Linked DNA regions of Homo sapiens: regions 2, 3 and 4 are each linked to region 1. A link is a contact called in ENCODE Hi-C or POLR2A ChIA-PET data. All regions are on one chromosome and are shown on one strand. Each heading gives the region's core, a stretch centred on a gene start or an enhancer-like site at or near the end of the contact. The rest is flanking DNA. Distances are from core to core; before and after follow the strand shown.

Region 1 (5,963 bases), core at 2,739-5,238:
CCTGGTGGGATCCTTTTACCTTTTCAGCAAGTGGGAAGGTGTAATCCGTCTCCACAGACAAGGCCAGGACTCGTTTGTACCCGTTGATGATAGAATGGGGTACTGATGCAACAGTTGGGTAGCCAATCTGCAGACAGACACTGGCAACATTGCGGACACCCTGGGGGAGGGAAGATTTCATTTTACGTGAGATTCCCTACAGGAAAGGAAGTCCAAGTAAGGGTGAATAAAGAGAACCCTTAGCAGACAATAATTGCCAGGTTGGCAGCTCAGTCTCAAGAGAGGCCATTTCATCTCATACCAAATGCTCCTGGCAGAGCAATTCAGCCCCATCAAATAAATTTTGCCCTTATTCCAAATCCAGGTCTTCTGTATCCATTGTTGATGGCATTTACTTCCAAAGCCCCTACCACAACAGTGAAAAGCATAAACGACTAACGTAGCCATTGAGTTCCATGAACGAAAAATGTTCAACGATTTCCAGATGTGAACTTCATTCACTTGTCAAACTTTCAACAAATGAAGCTACCTAAGAGTAGCTAATAATATCTAATTATATACATTAATTTCAATTTTTCATTTGTCCAAGAAATGACATTTTCTATCACTATTATTCATTATTTAAAGGGCATTATTTTTTTTGTGAGACAGAGTCTCACTCTGTCACTCAGGCCGGAGTGCAGTGGCACCATGTCAGCTCACCGCAACCTCCACCTCTTAAAAGGCTTTTGATGGCAAAATGTGAGTCTCAATGCAGGCCCTAGAATAACAGCCCCAGCACTGTACATCCATTAATTCATTAAATCCTTTGGCCAGGCGTGGTGGCTCATGCCTGTAATCCCAGCACTTTGGGAGGCCGAGTTGGGCGGATCACGAGGTCAGGAGATCGACACCATCCTGGCTAACGCGGTGAAACCTAAAAATACAAAAAAATTAGCCGGGCGTAGTGGCGGGTGCCTGTAGTCCCAGCTACTCAGGAGGCTGAGGCAGGAGAATGGTGTGAACCCGGAGGCGGAGCTTGCAGTGAGCCGGGAGATTGTGCCACTGCACTCCAGCCTGGGCGACACAGCAAGACTCTGTCTCCAAAAAAAAAAAAAAAAAATCCTTCAACAATCTTATGTTGTTACTGACATTTTACAGATGAGGTAGGTAGACAGATGAAAACACAGTCCTTGGTTACAGGGACTCAGTCTGAACCTTGTCATGCTCTCAACCATCAGTGTAAGAGGGGGCAAGGCTGACAGCATATACCTCCAGGAAGCGAGAATGCAGAGTTTCCTCTGTGATATCAAGCACTTCAGGGTTGTAGATGCTGCCATTGTCGAACACCTGCTGGATGACCAGCCCAAAGGAGAAGGGGGAGATGTTGAGCATGTTCAGCAGCGTGGCTTCGCTGGCTCCCACTTTGTCTCCAGTCTTGATCAGCTGCACATCACTCTGAACCAGATAATAGTGGGGCAGTAAACACCTGTTGGACAACCAGCAGATCCATGGCCACTAAAAGCAGCTCCCCATTTGCCTGGTTAGCACAGGCAAACCAGGTCCACTCACCAGGATTTCAATGGTGCCCCTGGAGATTTTAGTGGTGATACCTAAAGCCTGGAAAAAGGAGGTCTTCTCGGGCCCGAGACCAGTGTTCTGGGCTGGCACAGTGACTTCACATGGGGCAATGGCACCAGCACGGGCAGCAGCTGGCACCTGACAAAGACAACAAACAGTGAGAAAAGCCTCTCCACTCACACAACCTGAGAATGGTCCATTTTGCTTTAAGGAGCAACAACAAAGTCTCTTTAGCCAACCCAATTGTCCCCTTACCTTATTGGCCAGCAACATGTCCCTGATCTCAGTGAGGTCCTCCTTGGTGAACACAAAGCCCACATTCCCCCGGATATGAGGCAGCAGTCTGCAAAGAGAAGTTTATGGGAGACAATCACCTTTCAGCACCATTCTCCAGGAAGAGGGAGACGGGCACTGGGGAGAAAGGACAAAACTGCCAGGGGAACTGACTTCTCCAGAGCTGGGTTGTTTTCCAGGTGCCCTCGGATGGCCTTGCGCATCATGGTGTTCTTGCCCATCAGCACCACAGCCTTCCCGCGAAGGGACATGCGGATCTGCTGCATCTGCTTGGAGCCCACATTGTCTGCTCCCACAATGAAACATTTCGGATAATCATCCAATAGTTGCTACAAAAAACAAGCCAGAGGAGCCAAGTTTAACAGGAAGAGAGAGGGAAAAAATGCCAGAAGAAACTGAACCCCACAATTTGTTTCCATCCCACTCCCTTTCTTCTAAGCTTTTGAAGTCAGAGGGAGATTGGGAGCTACGTTGTAACACTGCCAAACTGGATGATTGGCTAGCTGGGTATGAACGCTGAAAATTAGGTTTCTACATTCAATCAAGGAGTTTTTTCTTTTTTTACTTAGTTTTTAATTTTTCCCAATTACCAGGCATGCTTCTGATTCACTAAAATGGTTAACAGGATAAAAAAGGAATGTTCCAAGTAAGTTGGTCAAGAGGAGGGCTAGATTCACAGCATTAAAAGCACCACGTTAAGCAAATATAGCAACATTATTATTTGTAAAAACAATCTAGGCGTGTTTATCCGGATTGTTACACAATTCCTTTGGGTTTTGTGTCTGAAAACCTTCTAAGTGTGGGAAAATGTAATACAAGCTATGCTCTACAATGCTGCCTAATTGCTTAAGCGCAGTACAGTCAGCATTTCTGGGCAAGGGAGACCCACCTCAAAGGCCATCCAAAAGTCATTGGACACTTAAGTTTCTTGGCTGACAGGTCCTAAATATGCAACAGCTTGCTTCCTTACAATGAGTCATTCCTGACCTCAGACCTTCTCAAAAATGGAGTAAAACTGTAATGTGCGGCCGGGCGCGGTGGCTCACACCTGTAATCCTAGCACTTAGGGAGGCCGAGGAAGGTGGATCATGAAGTCAAGAGATCGAGACCATCCTGGCCAACATGGTGAATCCCTGTCTCTATTGAAAATACAAAAATTAGCTGGGTGTGGTGTCGCGCCCCTGTAATCCCAGCTACTCGGGAGGCTGAAGCAGGAGAATCGCTTGAACCTGGGAAGCGGAGGTTGCAGTAAGCCAAGATCAAGCCACTGCACTCCAGCCTGGACAACAGAGCGAGACTCCGTTTAAAAAAAAAAAAGTATAAAGCGCGCTCTTTTAGAAGCCAGACAGACCTGGATACGAATGCTGTCATCTTAGGACCCACTTAACTTGCCTGAGCCCGTTTATCTGCAACAGAAGGGACCTATCTCAGGAAATTGTTAACTAAACAGTATTTTCCCAAAAATGGCCTAATTCAGTAGCCGGTGTGAGTAGACCCTCAGCACATAGCAGCTGACTGTCCCTATTTGCGCTGGGGCAACATGAAGAGCAGAGGCGACCCACCCTGCACTTACGATGATCTTAAGGAAGTAGTTGGACTTCCAGGTCGCCCTGTCTTCCCTGGGCATCACGGCGGTGCGTCAGGGATTGCCACGCAGGGTTTAAAGACGATGTCACTGAGGAGAGACAGGGAGCTCAGGCCTGGTCACGCCGACACCCATCCCGCGGTCCCGGGCCTAAGAGGAGCAGGACACGCGCAATCGCCCGCCGGCCCTGCCTAGGGCAGCGGCCGTCATCTCGGGGCGTGCAAGCCGCCACCGAGGCCCCAGGCGGAACAGAATAGGACTCCATGTTCCCAAAGGCCCCCAAAGACCCCTCCATGCTTCCCGCCGGCGACCCCTGGCGCCCATCTAACTAGCACACGAACCTTCCACGAGGACGCCTGGCGAGAGAAGGGCCTCGCGCCCGCGCGTGCCTTTTATAATGCGAACAAAGTAGCCAATCAGAAACCGCGGATAGCGCTCCTGTCTATTGGCTGCGCCATCGCCCGTCAGACAAAGCTGAACGAATACAGGCAACCATTGGATAATATCGCTGCCACTCCAGCCAACGGAAAGCCGCCTTTAAGTAGGGTCGCGAAGGAAGGCGCTGCCTCGCGTTGGAGGAGCTTGCTCTGAGCTGCTGCCACCTGCTGGGCTGGAGCTGGAGCTGGAGCTGCGAATTCGGAGTCCCGGTTCCCTGTGCCACCTGGCGAGCTCAGCAAACTAAAAGGTATGACGTGGAGCTGAGACATAATTGCACATGCTTAGAAACAGAATGGTTTCTCTTTTTTTTTTTTTTTTTGAGACGGAGTGTCGCTCTGTCGCCCAGGCTGGAGCGCAGTGGCGCCATCTCGGCTGACTGCAAGCTCCGCCTCCCGGGTTCACGCCATTCTCCTGCCTCAGCCTCCGGAGTAGCTGGGACTACAGGCGCCCGCCACCGTGCTCGGCTAATTTTTTTTTTGTATTTTTAGTAGAGACGGGGTTTCATCATGTTCTCCAGGATGGTCTCGATCTCCTGACCTCGTGATCTGCCCGCCTCGGCCTCCCAAAGTGCTGGGATTACAGGCGTGACCCGCCGCGCCCGGCCTCAGAATGGTCTCTCGTCTTCTCTAGTTTTTCCGCCTACCAAAACAGAGGGATCCTTTAAAACCTGGCCGGGCGCGGTGGCTCACGCCTATACTCCCAGCACTTCGGGAGGACGAGGCGGGTGGATCACCTGAGGTCAGGAGTTCGAGACTAGCCTGGCCAACATGGCAAAACCCCGTCTCTACTAAAAATACAAAAATTAGCCAGGTGGGGTGGCGCATGCCCGTAATCCCAGCTACTCAGGAGGCCGAGGCAGAAGAATCGCTTGAACCCGGGAGCTGTGAGCTCTGCAGTGAGCTAAGATCACACCATTGCACTCTAGCCTGGGTGACAGAGAGGGACTCCATCTCAAAAAAAAAAAAAAAAAAAAAAAAACCTAAGTCAGCTCATCTCCTTATCTGCTTAAAACTTTCCGTTTCCTACAGAGTAAAAATCTAAAACCTAAAGTACCTACAAGGCCCTTACCTATCTGTCCCTCACGCCCACTCTGATCATCTCAGATGTTTTCCTCCTCACTTACTTGCTTTCTACCCAGATGATGCTCTGCTGCTTTTCCAGAGCAGGCTTTACTTGGGGGCTTTTGCATTAGCCATTCCCTCTTCCTAGAAAACTAGCCAACAAACATCCATAGAATAATTCACCTCCATCAAATCTTTTTTTTTTTTTTTTTTTTTTTTTTTTTTTTTTGAGAAGCAGTCTCACTCCGTTGCCCAGGCTAGAGTGTAGTGGAGCAATCTCAGTTCATTGCAGACTTGACCTCCCAGGCTGAAGTGATCCTCCCACCTCAGCCTCCCAAGTAGCTAGGACTACAGGCACACACCACCACGCCAAGCTAATTTTTTGTACTTTTTGTATAGATGGGGTCTTGCCATGTTGCCTAGGCTGATGTCAAACTTCTGGGCTCAAGCAATCCTCCCACCCTGGCCTCCTAAATTGCTGGGATTACAAGAATGAGACACCTTGCCCAACCCTGAGATCTCTTTTTTTTTTTTTTTTTCACTGAAACCTATGGAATTATGTATTAAATGATCCCCAAAGAATCAGCTATTTCAAAATTAAAAATTATTACAAAGAGCTTCATACATCATGTTATATCCTATATCACACACCATAAAACTGTCAGAAGTAGGCCGGGTGCGGGGGCTCATGCCTGTAATCCCAGCACTTTGGGAGGCTGAGGTGGGCAGATCACGAGGTCAGGAGATCCAGACCATCCTGGCTAACACAGTGAAACCCCGTCTCTACTAAAAAATACCAAAAGTTAGCCAGGAGTGGTGGCGGGCTCCTGTAATTCCAGCTACTTGGGAGGCTGAGGCAGGAGAATTGCTTGAGCCCAGGAGGCAGAGGTTGCAGTGAGCTGAGATTGCGCCACTGTACTCCAGCCTAGGTGACAGAGCAAGATTCCGTCTCAAAAAAAAAAAAAAAAGTTAGAAGTAGCTCGATTTCACGTTACTGTATTTCTTTTTCTTTTCTTTTTTCTTTT
Region 2 (6,255 bases), core at 1,643-4,142, 2.3 Mb after region 1:
CTTTATCTTTTTCAAAAGCACATTACTTTTTCTTCTAAAATGCTGATTCTTTCATTGTTCTATTTATGAACACATTTTAACTATGTAAATAAATCTTCAGCTAGAGTAATACTGTAATCTTTTTTTTTTTTTTTTTCAGACGGAGTTTCGCTCTTGTCACTCTCAGCTCACTGCAACCTCTACCTCCCGGGTTCAAGGGATTTTCCTGCCTTAGCCTCCCAAGTAGCTGGGATTACAGGCGCCCACCACGTCCAGCTTATTTTTGTAATTTTAGTAGAGACAGCGTTTCACCACGTTGCCCAGGCTGCTCTCGAACTGACCTCAGTTGATCCGCCCACCTCGGCCTCCCAAAGTGCTGGGATTACAGGCGTGAGCCACTGCCCCTGGCCCATTATACTATAATTTTTTTTTTTAGGTGCTGGAATTACAGGCATGAGCCACCAGACCCAGCCAATATTGTAATCTTAATTCTAACTTTCTAGAAATGTTTGTTAAATAGGAATAGCTAGGTTAACAACTTGCCTATTCTGAACATTAAGTAAACATTTTCTGGATTTTGTTTCATCCTTTCATCCAATAAATGAGCTTACAATTTTAATCCACTTATGAGAATTCAGACCTTATCCCCACAATTAAATAACTATTACTTTGATTTCTTCAGAGTATGCTAAACAAATAAAAATGATACAAAAATCCCATACACTTTTTACAACGAAATTCTGATTAAATATTAATATCAGGATAAATAATAAGGGACAACTATGGAGTAATTTCAAAAATCTCATACCTCGGTCGAGTCAGAATGTTCAATTTTCGTTTAAGTTCTTGATGTTATTATTTGTTAAGGAAGATAAGCCCTCATTTAACAATGCAAATCATAAAATTCAACTACTACTTCTCTCACTTTTGGTGTCAGAATATTATAAAGACAAAAGACCCACGGATATTTTGAGGATGACACACTTATTGAGCTTCTATTTTGTTGCAGGGGTAGGCTTTTGAAACCCAAAATTAAAGTACGGTTTTTATCCTTTCGAACATATATTCTAAGACACGATCCTGAAGTTCAACAGACTAACAAACTGAACCAAAACCATTATTGAAGCATCAGTGTTCCTGTCAAACCTTTCAACAACCACTATGTGATAAAGAGAATGCAGTATAACGAGCTGTTAACAACTTTAGAATTTGGAATAAATCTATGGATGTCCACTGTAGAATCCTTTCAACTTTTTTTTTTTTTTTTTGAGACACAGTCTCACCCTGTCGCCCAGGCTGGAGTGCAATGGTGTGATCTTGGCTCACTGCAACCTCCGCCTCCCAGGTTCAAGGGATTCTCCTGCCTCAGCCTCCTGAGTAGCTGGGATTACAAGCACGCGCCACCACGCCCGGCTAATTTTGTATTTTTAGTAGAGACGGGGTTTCACCATGTTGGCCAGGCTGACCTCCTGATCCTCATGATCCACCTGATCCTCATGATCCTCCTGACCTCATGATCCACCCGCCTCGGCCTCCCAAAGTGCTGGGATTACAGGCTTGAGCCACAGCGCCCGGCCTCAACTTTTTGTATTCTGAAAATTTTCCTCACAATGTGGAGGAAGACGACATTCTGAAAAAATAAATCGCGCTTCACAAACCTTAAAAACTGATATACTGACTGGGCGCCGTGGCGGGCGCCTGTAATCCCAGCTATTCGGGAGGCTGAGGCAGGAGAATCGCTTGAACCCGGGAGGCGGAGGTTGCAGTGAGCCGAGATCGCGCCACTGCACTCCAGCCTGGGCAACAGACTGAGACTCCATTCCCCGACCCCGTCCCCCTAAAAAAGCTAACATATCAGCCACTTTCAGTTCTCTACAAATTTTAAAAGGAAAACTACCCGAACCAAAGTTATCTATCTACCTATAAAACTCTACGAACGTAAAAAAAAACATACTAGCAAATCAAGAAAAATCTGCAATCTTGTAACTCAAGTCTAACAGAAACTTCTTTGGCGCGTTTTCCTCAAGGCGTTGCAAAGCATCTTCAGCACAGAAGCGAGCTCCGAGTGGAAGAACTCTAAAATTAATCCCCAATTTTAATCAAGCAATTAACCAATTATCTCAGCACACCCGGATTCCTTGAGGCCCCCAACTCTGCATTCTGGGACCACTAGCGTTTGCCCCGGTATAAAAACCGATCCCGCGTCTAAGCAGCCGGTATTTCATCACCTACAACTGTAACATGACGGCACAATTTGAGCGTGGCTGCGAAATATGAAACCTCACCACGACCTCAAACAGAGGGGGGCAATTAAGGGCTTGTGTACAATCTGTCAGGTGAGCAGCCTAAAATAACCCTAAACACGGCACCCGGGTGGGAGGCAGGAGTGGGTCTGGTCAGGAGACGGCCTCCCTGAGGGGAAGAGGTCTGCGCCGAGGCAGCCTGCGCGCCCCGAACCCTAGACTCTCGGTCCGCCGGCGGGTGACAGAAAGCACTTGGAATTCTGGCCCTCCTGGAACTTCCGCCCGCGCCCTCGCCCTCGCCCGGCGCTGCCCCGGCCCCACGCCTGGCGCTGCCCCGGCCCCACACCCGGGTGACAGGGCCCAGCGAGAGGAAAGGATATTCTCGGCGCGGAGCTGCTCGATGGTCTCCTCGCACTGCCGAAGCCGCTCCCGTAGCTCCGCGTCGCCGACCCCATTTTCGTCCTCCTCGTCGCCGTCGTCGTCCTTGAAGCGAGTGTGAACGGGCTTCGGAATCGACTCCTCTGGGTGGTCGAACGGCTCGAAGAGCTCTAGATCGCCAAAATACACCTCTGCGGCCATTTTGGGCTGTGGAAAAGATTCGAGAAGAGGCGGAGCCGGCCACCAGGGCTTGGGGAAGAAGGTTGGAAGGCGGCACCACTCTCTAGAGCTCTGGCCGCACGGAGCCACCCGCTAGGGTTTTCTCCAGACGCAGGCCGCGAAAGCTGCACACGGGGCGGGGCCAGTCGCTAGAGACTACAACTCCCGGAATGCAGCGGGGCCTATCGGGCTTGCGATTGCCCGGAGGACGGCATGCTGGGACGTGTGGTTTCTAAGCGACTGGTACTCATTGTCTGCATTGCATCCTGGGATTGGTGCTTTTTGAAATGTGAAGAAAGCTGGAGTAGGTCAGAATGCGCTAAAGCAATCTGGGGGCAGGGCGGGGTGGCTCACACCTGTAATACCAACTACTCGGGAGGCAGAGGTGGGAGGATCACGTGAGCCCAGGAGTTGGAGACCACCCTGGGCAACAGAGCGAGACCCAGACACTACAAAAAAATATAAAAATTAGCTGGGCGATTGTAGTCCCAAGTACTCGGCAAGCTGAGGCGGGAGGGTTTGAGCCCAAGAGGTCGAGGCTGCATTGAGCCCAGATGGCGCCACTGCACACCAGCCTGGGAGACAAAGCAAGACCCTGTCTCAAAAAGAAAAAGAAAAACAAAAACCAGTATGGGATGTTCCTGTTAGGCAACTAAGGGTGAAAAATCAGAGCACGACGCATAGCTTCTCACAGATTCTGGTGTGCGTGCCACACCAGAGAATAAGGAACTCCATAGCCTGAAAGGGAACTGAATAAAAATAAACATAAAAGAGAATAAGAAACTCCAGCTTTGCTACAGAGATGACTGTTGTAGATTAGTTTATTGAGCTTGCTTCGTTTTTAATGTAAGATTAGCTAGACTCAACTATTTGTCTGTTGAGGCTTTCTGTCATTCAATCACATTATTTACTTACACCTTCGATGGGCCAGGCACTTGTCTAGGACCTGAGTATGGTTACAAGAGTAACCACAATAGAGTAATTCCTCCTCTCACGAAGGCTGTAGTCCACAAAAAGCAACAAAAACCCCATAATTATAAATGTTCCTGTTCTTGGGTCGAGATGGTTGTTGATGGATATTGATCACACAAAGAAATGTGGGCCGGGGGCGGTGGCTCACATCTGCAACCCCAGCACTTTGGGAGGCCGAGGCAGGTGGATCACGAGGTCAGAAATTCAAGACGAGCATGACCAACATGGAGAAACCCTGTCTCTACTAAAAATACAAAAATTAGCCAGGCGTAGTGGCACACGCCTGTAATCCCAGCTACTCAGGAGGTTGAGGAAGGAGAATCGCTTGAACCCGGGAGGCAGAGGTTGCAGTGAGCCGAAATCGTGCCACTGCACTCCAGCTTGGGCGACAGAGCAAGACTCTGTCTCAAAAAAAAAAAAAAAAAAAAAAAGGTGAAAAACACAGGAAGTTATGAATATTTAACAAACACCCTAGTCTGTGGGAGTCAGTAAAGTGAGGAAGTGAGACTTTAAGGATCGGCAAAGTTGGGGGTGGGAGGATGGAAGAGTGTCTTAGGTGTAAGGACCACCATGTTGAGTGAAAAGGCAGAGTGGAGCAAGATGAGGTTGGAACACTGCTAGGTCAGTGCTCAAAGGCCCTTAAGGAAGCCTCTTTCCGTTTACAACATTGGGAAGTCACTTACACATTTTAACATTTTTTTTTTCTTTTTGTGGACAACAGGATCTCCCTATATTGCCCAGGTAGGTCTTGAACTTCTGAGCTAAAGCTATCCTCCTGCCTCTGCCTCCCTAAATACTGGGATTACAGGAATGACCCACTGTGCCTGGCCATTTAAATTTTTTTTTTTTGAAATTTTATTTTTTGAGACAGAGTCTCACTGTGTCACCCAGGCTGGAGTGCAGTGGCATGATCTCGGCTCACTGCAACCTCCGCCTCCCAGGTTTACTTTCACTGAAAAATCTGCATGAGGCCTGGCGTGGTGGCTCACGCCTGTAATCCCAGCACTTTGGGAGGCCCAGGCGGGTGGATCATGAGGTCAGGAGTTCAAGACCAGCCTGGCCAACATGGTGTAACCCGGGAGTTCAAGACCAGCCTAGCTGACATAGTGAAACCCCGTCTCTACGAAAAATACAAAAATTAGCCGGGCGTGGTGGCGGGTGCCTGTAATTCCAATTACTCAGGAGGCTGAGGCAGGAAAATTGCTTGAACCCAGGAGACAAAGGTTGCAGTGAGCTAGGATCATGCAACTGCACTCCAGCCTGGGCAAAAGAGTCTCTCACAAAAAAAAAAAAAAGAAAAAAAGAAAAAAAAATTCTGCATGTAAGTGGACCCTAAAGTTCAAACCCATGTGTTCAAGGGACAACTGTAATTTCATCTTTTAATTATTTGCATTTGGCTACTCAAAAAAGAAATTGAAATAAAATACTTAGGCCAGGCACTGTGGCTTCACACCTGAATCCCAGGTAGCACTTTGGGAGGCTGAGATGATGCAGATCATTTGAGGCCAAGAGTGGGAGACCAGCCTGGCCAACAGCCTGAGAACCCCATCTCAGGTACATTGTCATGGGCCTTTGGTGCCAGCTACTCAGGGGAGTGAGGTGGGAAGATCACTTGGACCAATATACATATACACACATATTTTATTGGACAGTGCTGCTCTAGATGAGCAAAGTACAGGCTGTATCACTCATCATGTATGGTCAGCTCCTAAAATAACTGTAGACACACAGGAAGCTTTTGCGTCCACACTGCCTTAGAAGGTCATGAACATTTTTAATAAGATTGATTTAAAAAGGCAGAGCTTAATTGAAAAATGTTGATGATCACGAAATGAAGGATCCATAGTGTCATTTCCTTAGAAGGCTTAGATTTGTCACTGAAACACGGTGAAAAGCCATTTTGCCATAGAATTTCTGTGCTCTGGGAAAATGAAAGGTTTATTAAAGTACATTAAAAATCTTACAATCTGGCTAGGTGAAGTGGATCACACCTGTAACCCCATCACTTTGGGAGCCCTGAGGTGGGAGGATTGCTTGAGGCCAGGAATTCAAGACCAACCTGGGCAACGTAACAAGACCTTGTCTTTATAAAAAATTAAAAACAAGCTAGGTGTGTTGGTGAGCACCTGTGGTCCCAGGTACTCAAGAGGCTGAGGTGGGAGGACTGCTTGAGCCTGGGGGAGCCTGCTGCAATGCACTGCACTCCAGCCTAGGACAGAAAGCAAAAAAAAAGAAAACACCCCATTACTTCATTTTCATGTATAAAAAAAATACCTAATGAGCAAGTTGGCAAGACTTAATTCCAGCTTTTAAAATAAGGCTGTCAATCTTATTCCTGTAGTCTTCCCTGATTGTAATGTGCTCTCATTCTGTGATGTTTTCCAAAGGATTTTTCAAAGGAAAGCCAAACCTTATTACTTTGCTGTAACTGAAGTAAATTAACTTCAAGTTTTGCAGGCCCCCC
Region 3 (3,129 bases), core at 353-2,852, 2.8 Mb after region 1:
ACGAGGTCAGGAGATCAAGACCATCCTGGCTAACACGGTGAAACCCCGTCTCTACTAAAAACATAAAAAATTAGCCGGGTGTGGTGGCGGGCGCCTGTAGTCCCAGCTACTCGGGAGGCTGAGCCAGGAGAATGGCGTGAACCCGGGAGGCAGAGCTTACAGTGAGCCGAGATCGTGCCACTGCACTCCAGCCTGGGCGACAGAGCAAGACTCCGTCTCAAAACAAACAAACAAACAAACAAAAAACAAAAAAATTAGCTGGGCGTGGTGGCGCCTGCCGATAATCCCAGCTATTCGGGAGGCTGAGGCAGGAAAACTGCTTGAATCCGGGAGGCAGAGGTTGCAGTGAGCGGAGATCGCGCCACTGCACTCCAGCCTGGGTGAAACTCTATCTCAAAAAGTAAATAAACAAATAAATAAACTGATAGGTACAACACACTCATCTTGCAAACTGCTGCAAACGGAGAGGGGGTGAGGGTGGGGTGGGGTGCTGCATGTGCCAGGCCTGCCTGGTGGGTGGCTGGGGAGCCGACCTGCCCTGGGCCTCCTGGGGAAAAAGGGCAGTTAGGCGGGTAATGAACATTGATCTGGGGAAATGGATCCTTTCCTAGATAGCAGGGCCTCTCACTATCACTGGGCAATCAAGACGACTGTAAAACGTTAAACACCTTCTCGGGCCGGGCAGCTCTGCACGAGAAAACCCCAAATCCCACATACTTCCACCACTCCCAGAAGCCCTGTGGTGGTTAACTGGGGAACTCTGTAGGGTTCAAACGCCATATTTGCCCCTTACTGGATGTGTGACCTGCGGCGGGTCCCTGTGCCTCTCTGGGTCTCAGTTTCCTCATCTGTAAGACGGTGATATAATAGTACCTAGCTCAAAGGTTTAATGCTGGTAGATTCCTGAGCAAAGGTCCGGGGAGAGAAGAGGCTCGGTCTGCAAGAGTTGTCATTTGTTGGCTGCGGTGAGACCACGCCCCGTCGCCCTCCCACACCTGACCCCGCCCTCCCGCGTCCATTGGGAACGCCACCGGAAGTAATGCGAGACGGAGCGTTTTGGTGGAGACACTCACTGGGGCAATCTGAGGTAATCCAACAGACTGTGGCGGAGGGACCGGAAGCGCCAGGCAGGGACCCGGGGTAGATGCTAAATCCAAACTGAAACGTACAGGGCTGGATGATTGAAGCACCAGCGGGAACTAGTCGGACCTCCGAGCTCTTTAAACTGTCCTCAGCTCGGCTGGTTCTCCACGAGCTCCGGGCAGACGGCGGGGGGTGGGTCGGCGTTTAAGTCAAAGGCCTTGGGGCTCCGAGTCCCTTCCTCTCCCCGTCCTGTGAAGGCACGACCCAGTTCAGCTGTCTGTAAAGTGGAGCCATTAGTCCCTGCCTCGTAGTGGGAAAACTGGGAGGCGGAACGAGGAGGCCGCCGGTCCCAACCCGGCCCAGGAGCATCTTTCTCCGCAGACCGTTTCCTGGCGAGGTGCGTCTTCGTCCTTTTCCGCCCTTGGGAACTTAGAGCGGCCCCTTGGCCGCTGGTTCCGCGCCTCCCGCGGTTGGGGGCGTGCCCGAAGTCTCTCTACGGAAGCTGGTAGGGCTGTGGGTGCTTCACTATGGCGACGGTGGGGGCTCCGCGGCACTTCTGCCGCTGCGCCTGCTTCTGCACCGATAACTTGTACGTGGCGCGCTATGGGCTGCACGTGCGCTTCCGAGGCGAGCAGCAGCTGCGCCGGGACTACGGCCCGGTGAGTGGCCGCTGTCGTCCCTACGGAGCAGTGGGCAGAGAGGGGTAGTGGAGGAGGGAAGTTCGTCCCCAGGGTCGTTTGCTTTGCGCACGCCGCGCACCGTATCTTCAAATACAAGAATGACGGCCTCTCTCTGCCTCGGTTTTCTCACCGTAAAGGGGTAATAGTATCTCCCTGTGAGATTGTGAGGAAGGAATGAACAAGCATGTAGGGTGCTTAGGACAGGGCCGGGCTCAGCTTGCCGCCTCACAGCAACACCAGCCCGGAGCCCTGTCCTGAGCTTGACAGGGTTCCGCAGTTCATTCTCTCCATGATCCTTTGAGGTCGGGGCTCCTCTCCCCATTTTAAGCAGGGGAAACTGAGGCTTAGAGAGTGAAGGGATTTCCTCAGGTCATACAGTCATGCTCAGTGTTCTTTCTGCTCCCAGATCCTGCGCAGCCGAGGCTGTGTTAGCGCCAAGGACTTCCAGCAGCTGTTAGCAGAGGTACCAGTCCCCTGCCCCTGCACAGCTCCTCCTCGTTAGATTTGTGTCCGCAGCTTGAGGACACAGCTTGAGCCTAGCCTCAGTCCCTGATCCCTGAAGGGTCACTTAGGCCCTCACTTTCCTCCTTCCTGCCCCCCACTCATCCCTCCACACCTGAGTCTTGGCACCAGGAGAGAGAAGGGGAAATGCTAAGTTGCTAAGTTGCCTAGTCATGCCGTTCTTAACAGCTCTGTGAGATAAGCACAAGCACCACTCTCATTTTGGATTGAGAAGCTGAGGCTTAAAGAGGGATCCCTTGCCCAAGCTTTTACAGCAGGAGCAGATGTGATCCCAGCCACAGCTTCCAGGCCCCTGGGCTCCTCACACCTTACCATATACCCCGCAGGCTGCTGCCAGGGCTGCTGCCCCACTCCCTCCTCCTCCTTCCCCTGGAGTCAGTGGTGGGAAGCTTCCCAGGAGAGTCCTCAGCAACCTCTGGAACACAGGACTTGGCCATGACTGTCTCCTGTCCCTGTGTGGGCCCAGATGGTTGAGGTACATCTAGGGGTTCTCATCCCAGCTAGGCTCAGGTTGGGGCAGCCTGAAACAGGATGGGTCCCCTTCTAGAAGTCCCTTTCAGCTAACAGTCTGGAACTTGCAGTTGACCCAGATAGATTCAGGAGTGTAGGCTAGACTTGGCTTCCAGCCTGGGCCCTGTCTGGCGTTCTGGGCTTCAGTTTCTTCATCTGTACAGTGGCCTCAGGAGGATGGGAGGCCCCACCTGGTAACAACCCTGTGCCACCCCAGCTTGAGCAGGAGGTGGAGCGGCGGCAGCGGCTGGGGCAGGAGTCAGCAGCTAGGAAAGCCCTCATCGCGAGTTCCTACCACCCGGCACGGCCTGAGGTCTACGACTCACTGCAGGTA
Region 4 (5,964 bases), core at 2,666-5,165, 2.6 Mb after region 1:
ATCTGTGTAAAGTGCTTATAACAGTGTATAACACAGAGGAGGTGCTATGTAAGTTGTAGCTACTATTATTATTATTTTTTTATTTTTATTTTTATTTTTTGAGACGGAGTCTTGCTCTGTCGCCCAGGCTGGAGTGCAGTGGCGTGATCTCGGCTCACTGCAAGCTCCGCCTCCCTGGTTCATGCCGTTCTCCTGCCTCAGCCTCCCGAGTAGCTGGGACTACAGGCGCCCGCCACTACGCCCGGCTCATTTTTTGTATTTTTATTAGAGACGGGGTTTCACCGTGTTAGCCAGGATGGTCTGGATCTCCCGACCTTGTGATCCGCCTGCCTCGGCCTCCCATGGTGCTGGGATTACAGGCTTCAGCCACCGCGCCCGCCCTATTACTATTATTATTATAATTATATGACCAAACTGTCACAGTACTCTGGGGAGAGAGAAACCTTCATTTTTTACTGTATATGCTTCTGTATGGTTTGAATATTTTGCAAGAAGCATGTAATATTTTTACAATAAAAGACTAAAATGCATTGTAGTAAGACTCTCAGAGTGTCTGGGAGCACAGAATTAGAGTCAAGCTGATCCTCTGCCAGTGCTTTTAGTCCACTGAGAATCGACCTGTGGCGGGTCATCCCAGCTTCAACCAGTGAGATGCGTTTATGCTGATACTTCTGATACTCTGGGTCCCTCATATGAGGGGGTCCTTGGTTTGACTAAGCAAAGACAGGTTTTGCTGCCTGACTTAACAAAGTGCTTATCTCATCCCGATAAAATTGTATCATCTTTTAAAATTAGTCCTCCTCTACATTGAATGTTTATGGGCCTCTTGTGACAGAACTGGTTGTGTCCCTTGTCAGTCCTGTGCTGCAAGAGCAAATGACCTTATTAAACGTCTACTTTTTGGAGAAGCAGAACAGGTTGCTTTTTATTAACTGCTGTGGTGCCGCTCCTCCCTCTTCATCTCAGTCCCCTAATCCTTCTCCCTTTGAGCAGGGCTTCTGGGATCAAGAGTGCAGATGATGGCCTATTTATGTGTTGTTTTTGTCTTCCCAGCATCCAGGCACTCTACTTGGGCATTAGCATCCTGATTTTCCTTGGGCAACAGATTCCGCCCTCTCCATCCATCTCCGAGGTTTGGAGGATTGGGGATTTGGTTCCACCCCTTGCCTCTAAAAATAGGCATGTGACCAGGTCTGGCCAATCAGATCATTCCATCCCTGTGGCCACTGTGACTGGCCCAGGGATGAGCACATGACTCAAAATGCTAATGAGACATTCACCTGAGTTGTTCCCTGGAACTGTTGGAAAAGATAAATATCTCTTTCTTCTGGGATGGTTAAACTAATAGAAAATAACGTAAGTAAGCAGTAGGAAGAAAACATAGGGATAGAGCCAACAGATGAAAAGAGATAGCAACCTTAAAAAAAAAAAACTTGTAAGCCGGGCGCGGTGGCTCACAACTGTAATCCCAGCACTTTGGGAGGCCAAGGCGGCCGGATCACGAGGTCAGGAGATCGAGACCATCCTGGCTAACACGGTGAAACCCCGTCTCTAATAAAAATACAAAAAATTAGCCCGGCGTGGTGGCAGGCGCCTGTAGTCCCAGCTACTCGGGAGGCTGAGGCAGGAGAATGGCGTGAACCCGGGAGGCGGAGCTTGCAGTGAGCCGAGATCGTGCCACTGCACTCCAGCCTGGGCAACAGAGCGAGACTCTGTCTCAAAAAAAAAAAAAAAAAAAAAAAAAAACTTGTAAATTTGACATAATTTCAAATGTACAGAAAATCTACAAGAATAGTATGAAGAAACTCCCATGTGTTTACCCAAAATCACCAAACATACACACTTCTCACATTTGTTTTAGAATTCTCTGAGAGCAAGAGTGAGAGAAAGGTTCTAGAATACGTTGTTTTATCTGCAGGATCCAACTATTCTTGAAACCAAGATCTATTCCTGAAGGGGTGGGTTGCCCCTCCACGCCTGTGGGCATTTCTCGTCAGGTGGAACGAGAGGCTTGGAAAAGAAAGAGACACAGAGACAAATTGTAGAGAAAGAAAAATGGGCCCAGGGGACCGGCGTTCAGCATACGGAGGACCCGTGCCCGCACCGGCCTCTAAGTTCCCTTAGTATTTATTGATCATTAGCAGGCATTTCCCGGACAGGGGGATGTGCCAGGATAATAGGGTATAATAGTAGAGAGAAGGTCAGCAGGAAAACATGTGAACAAATGTCTCTGCATCATAAACATGGTAAAGAAAAAAGTGCTGTGCTTTTGATGTGCATATACATAAACATCTCAATGCCTTAAAGAGCAGTATTGCTGCCAGTATGTCCCACCTCCAGCCCTAAGGCGGTTTTCCCCTATCTCAGTAGATGGAATATACAATCGGGCTTTACACCGAGACATTCCATTGCCCAGGGACGAGCAGGAGACAGATGCCTTCCTCTTATCTCAACTGCACAGAGGTGTTCCTTCCTCTTTTACTAATCCTCCTGAGCACAGACCCTTTACAGGTGTCGGGCTGTGGAATGGTCAGGTCTTTCCCTTCCCACGAGGCCATATTTCAGACTATCACATGAGGAGAAACCTTGGACAATACCTGGCTTTCCTAGGAAGAGGTCCCTGCGGCCTTCTGCAGTGTATTGTGTCTCTGGGTACTTGAGATTAGGGAGTGGTGATGATTCTTAAGGCGCATGCTGCCTTCAAGCATTTGTTTAACAAAGCACATCCTGCACAGCCCTTAATCCATTTAACCCTCAGTTGACACAGCACAGGTCTCAGGAAGCACAGGGTTGGTGGTAGGGTTACAGATTAACAGCATCTCAAGGCAGAAGAATTTTTCTTAGCACAGAACAAAATGGAGTCTCTTATGTCTACTTCTTTCTACACAGACACAGTAACAATCTGATCTTTCTTTTCCCCATATATTCCCATACTCTTACATTTTTCTTTTTTTCATTAAAAAAAATTGTAGGCCGGGCGCGGTGGCTCACGCCTGTAATCCCAGCACTTTGGGAGGCGGAGGCGGGAGGATCCCTTGAGTCCGGGAGTTCGAGACCAGCCTGGACAGCATAGGGAGATTCCCCCACCTCTATAAACAAATTAAAAATTAGCTGGGTGTGGTAACGCGCGCCTGTATTCCCAACTACTTGGGAGGTCGAGGCTGCAGTGAACCGTGTTTGTGCAACTGCACTCCATCCAGCCTAGGTGACAGAGTGAGACCCTGTCAAAACATAAAGAAAAGGATGAAGGAAGGGAGGGAGGAAGGAAGGAAGGGAGGGAGGAAGGAAGGAAAGAAGGAAGGAAGGGAGGGAGGGAGGGAAGGGGAAGAAAGAGACAGAAAGAAGAGAAAGAAGAAAGAAAAGAAAGAACAGAAAAGAAAGAAAAAAGAATTCCTTTAATTTAGTGTATGGTGTTAAAACGCAACCAAACGCTCCATCCGGCGAAGAGAGAGAGAAAAGAAGAGAGGAAGGAAAGAAGGAAGGGAGGGAGGGAGGGAGGGAGAACACCTTCCTTTAATTCAGTGCATGGTGTTAAAATGCGACCAAACGCTCTATCCGGCTGCAATCTCCCCGCACGGGAGTGATTTATGCAGTAGCTGGAGGTTAGTCAGGACTCCAGGATGCACCGCAGACACCGAGGCGATGATCCTCGGACTCATTAATAGGGAGTCATTTGTGACTCAGGTGCGCTCTCTGCGTCTGCAAGTCACGTTCCCTTCGGCACGCCCATCTCGAGGATTCATCCTCTCCAACGGGTGACGAGCACCGCCTGCCGGCGGCCCGCCTCTCGGCCTCTTGGCCACGCCCCCCACCGGAGGGCAAGGCGCACGCTCCGCAATTTTTCTCCGCCCCCGTCTTCCGGCTTCTCGCGACATCCGCCCAGCGGCGGCCGGAATCTCGCGATAAAGGCTCATTGTCTCGCGGGAGCGCTGCTGGCGGTCGGGCGCTCGGGCGGCCCTGGCCGGGGAGACGAGTTGCATGTGTTGGTTCAGCTGGCGATAGCGGCGGGAGCGGAGCCGGCGGGGCCTGTGCGACCGCCTGGGTAACGACCCCAAGTGCTTCTCCCGCTCCCGAGAAGCTCGTAGAGAGTGTGGGGGAAGCTGAGATGCTGCCTGGCGGAAGGGGGCCGGGCCGGGCCTCTCCACACCCCCGCCCACAAGGGCCCCTTCTGGCGTCCCCGGGGTTGCTCCTTCGCCTCAGACCTGGTCGCCCTTGTCCCCTCAGTGCTCTTACATTCTGCGCTCGTTTTCTCTCCTCATCCTTCTTACGCTCTGGTTACCCCGCCCCCTCCCATGCCCTTTTTAGACTCCCCAGGCCCCTCTCATGGCGTTTAGTTGCCCCCACACCCTGCACCCCGGGCTTCTCCGATGACCCACCCCTTGTTCCTAGGCACTTCCAGCCTCTCTCCATTCGGCGCCTTTGTAGCCCTTCTCTCACTGCAGTTTGCATCCCTCCCAGATCACCCTCAGACCTTTTTGCTCCGTGTCTGCCGTGGGTACTCACCCCATCTTTCCTTCCCCATTGCTTCCTGTTTTTCTCTAGTGAGTCCCTCTGCCCCATCCTTCATGGTCCATTTGCTGCTTGCTTCCCTGTAGACCTGTGGAGCAAGGAGATGTTGTGCCTGGGATTGCTCATATTTTATGAATCGAATGCAGCTTGTATCCCCCACTCAACAACAGACTTGAAACAGCTTTGGGGTGGGGAGGTTTCTGTTGAGAGGAACACTGCTCTTCTGGGGTCTTGATTCTAAAATAGTGAGGGTGTGTTATTTTCCTTGCTTACAGGTTTGTGAAATGGCTGCTGACATTTCTGAATCCAGCGGGGCTGACTGCAAAGGAGACCCAAGGAACAGTGCCAAGTTAGATGCCGATTACCCACTTCGAGTCCTTTATTGTGGAGGCAAGTGTTGGTAGCCACAGAATGACTTTTACTCACTATACTTTTATGCATTGTAATAACAGTTTGACATTTGGTAAGCTTTCTTCCCCATCCTTTTCATTTGGTGAGTTTGTACTGGGGGAGAGGAGTCCTGGGGAGGAGGAGGCATGAATTAACAGAGTTTCCCCACCTGGGTGATTTGTGTCTGGCTACTCTGCCTGAAGAAGCTTACAGTCCATTTGTAACAGGATGTGCAACTAGGTTATTTCAGCCTGAAGGTCCTCAAGGTGTATGCTAGTCTAGCTGTCAAAGGAGGGCTTCTTGGAAGATTATGAGTTAAGGATGGCAAGGACTGGATGAGAAGGTGGGGAACGGCGTCCCAGACAAAGCGCACGACTATGTAAGAAAAAGCTTGATGGCTGTCTGTGAAGAAGTGAGCAGCTTTGAGTTTGTCTGGTGTATCGTATAGGGAGGGTGGCCCGTTAAGGAGTGGGAGAAGGTGAGGTTGGAGTGTTGGGTGGTAGGACAGTGAGGAAAGTCTTCTTGGTTTGAATCATGATATATGTATTAGGTTTAATCAAGATCTTTTTCACTTTCGAGTGTTTTTCTTCATTTTCAATATAGAAATATTTGTGAATTGTAAATGCTGTATGTATTCGCATCTTGGAAACTTTCAGAAAAATCTGAAGATACAGGACAGTAAAAGGGCAAGTAAATATTTTTTCAGTAAATATTTCTCAGAACTTACTGTGTGCCTAGTGATGTTTTAGGTGCTGGGGCCTGAGTAGTGAATAAGTCAGAAGATCCTTGTTCACGTGGACCTTACATTCTGTGACTGCAGTAGAGACCACATCTGACATTTAAGTACCGTAGAAGGAGAAATGATATCTTTTTGCCATTAAAAGTAATGGCAAAAACTGCAGTTACTTTTGCACCAACCTAATCATTTTTTGAGCAGGAAAATAAAGTGACAAGAGATTAATATGCTGCATTATTTGGAGGAAATAGAACCCACAAATTTGAAGGCCACTTTCAGAAATCTAGGTTTGAGGTAAATAAGTGCCTTGCTGAGAGTGTAAGCAGTAT

Evidence for each region. Hi-C counts contacts between places; a loop is a spot of excess contacts on that map. ChIA-PET counts read pairs that join two places held with the same protein, here RNA polymerase II (POLR2A). Pooled maps may share reads with other maps.
Region 2: a pooled map shows a loop between it and region 1 (10-fold over the local background). The contact joins the promoter of ZCCHC8 here to the promoter of PXN-AS1 in region 1. A Hi-C loop is called at or near these places in 5 of 50 pooled maps. POLR2A ChIA-PET finds 5 or more read pairs at or near these places in 2 of 52 experiments (CD4-positive, alpha-beta T cell and naive thymus-derived CD8-positive, alpha-beta T cell).
Region 3: a loop to region 1 is called in a pooled map, with 11 times the contacts of the local background. The contact joins the promoter of OGFOD2 here to the promoter of PXN-AS1 in region 1. A Hi-C loop is called at or near these places in 5 of 50 pooled maps. POLR2A ChIA-PET finds 5 or more read pairs at or near these places in 2 of 52 experiments (H1 and activated B cell).
Region 4: a loop to region 1 is called in a map of naive thymus-derived CD4-positive, alpha-beta T cell, with 8 times the contacts of the local background. The contact joins the promoter of DENR here to the promoter of PXN-AS1 in region 1. A Hi-C loop is called at or near these places in 1 of 168 maps with a recorded cell type or tissue (naive thymus-derived CD4-positive, alpha-beta T cell) and 4 of 50 pooled maps. POLR2A ChIA-PET finds 5 or more read pairs at or near these places in 1 of 52 experiments (CD4-positive, alpha-beta T cell).

Annotation. Positions count from the first base shown.
Region 1 is chr12:120,197,303-120,203,265 of GRCh38, forward strand. PXN-AS1 (PXN antisense RNA 1) reads left to right here and starts at 3,989. Exons shown (of 4, transcript NR_038924.1): 1 at 3,989-4,124. RPLP0 (ribosomal protein lateral stalk subunit P0) reads right to left here and starts at 3,809. Exons shown (of 8, transcript NM_001002.4): 1 at 3,781-3,809; 2 at 3,428-3,529; 3 at 2,008-2,183; 4 at 1,816-1,903; 5 at 1,552-1,698; 6 at 1,252-1,437; 7 at 20-160. The coding sequence starts at 3,481. RefSeq lists enhancers at 894-1,393, 1,513-2,454, 3,495-3,564, 3,965-4,324.
Region 2 is chr12:122,498,040-122,504,294 of GRCh38, forward strand. It overlaps ZCCHC8 (zinc finger CCHC-type containing 8), which reads right to left and starts at 2,893. Exons shown (of 14, transcript NM_017612.5): 1 at 2,603-2,893; 2 at 788-830. The coding sequence starts at 2,801. It overlaps RSRC2 (arginine and serine rich coiled-coil 2), which reads right to left. Exons shown (of 10, transcript NM_023012.6): 10 at 5,415-6,255. RefSeq lists enhancers at 1,861-2,552, 2,553-3,246, 2,742-2,821, 3,022-3,081, 3,132-3,311 and 1 more and silencers at 2,452-2,601, 6,030-6,230.
Region 3 is chr12:122,973,642-122,976,770 of GRCh38, forward strand. OGFOD2 (2-oxoglutarate and iron dependent oxygenase domain containing 2) reads left to right here and starts at 1,603. Exons shown (of 7, transcript NM_001304833.2): 1 at 1,603-1,742; 2 at 2,170-2,226; 3 at 3,013-3,126. The coding sequence starts at 1,611. It also overlaps a transcript of ABCB9 not described here. RefSeq lists an enhancer at 1,048-1,507.
Region 4 is chr12:122,748,909-122,754,872 of GRCh38, forward strand. It overlaps DENR (density regulated re-initiation and release factor), which reads left to right and starts at 3,916. Exons shown (of 8, transcript NM_003677.5): 1 at 3,916-4,042; 2 at 4,785-4,899. The coding sequence starts at 4,794. RefSeq lists enhancers at 1,014-1,308, 2,412-3,273, 4,365-4,424 and a silencer at 4,175-4,224.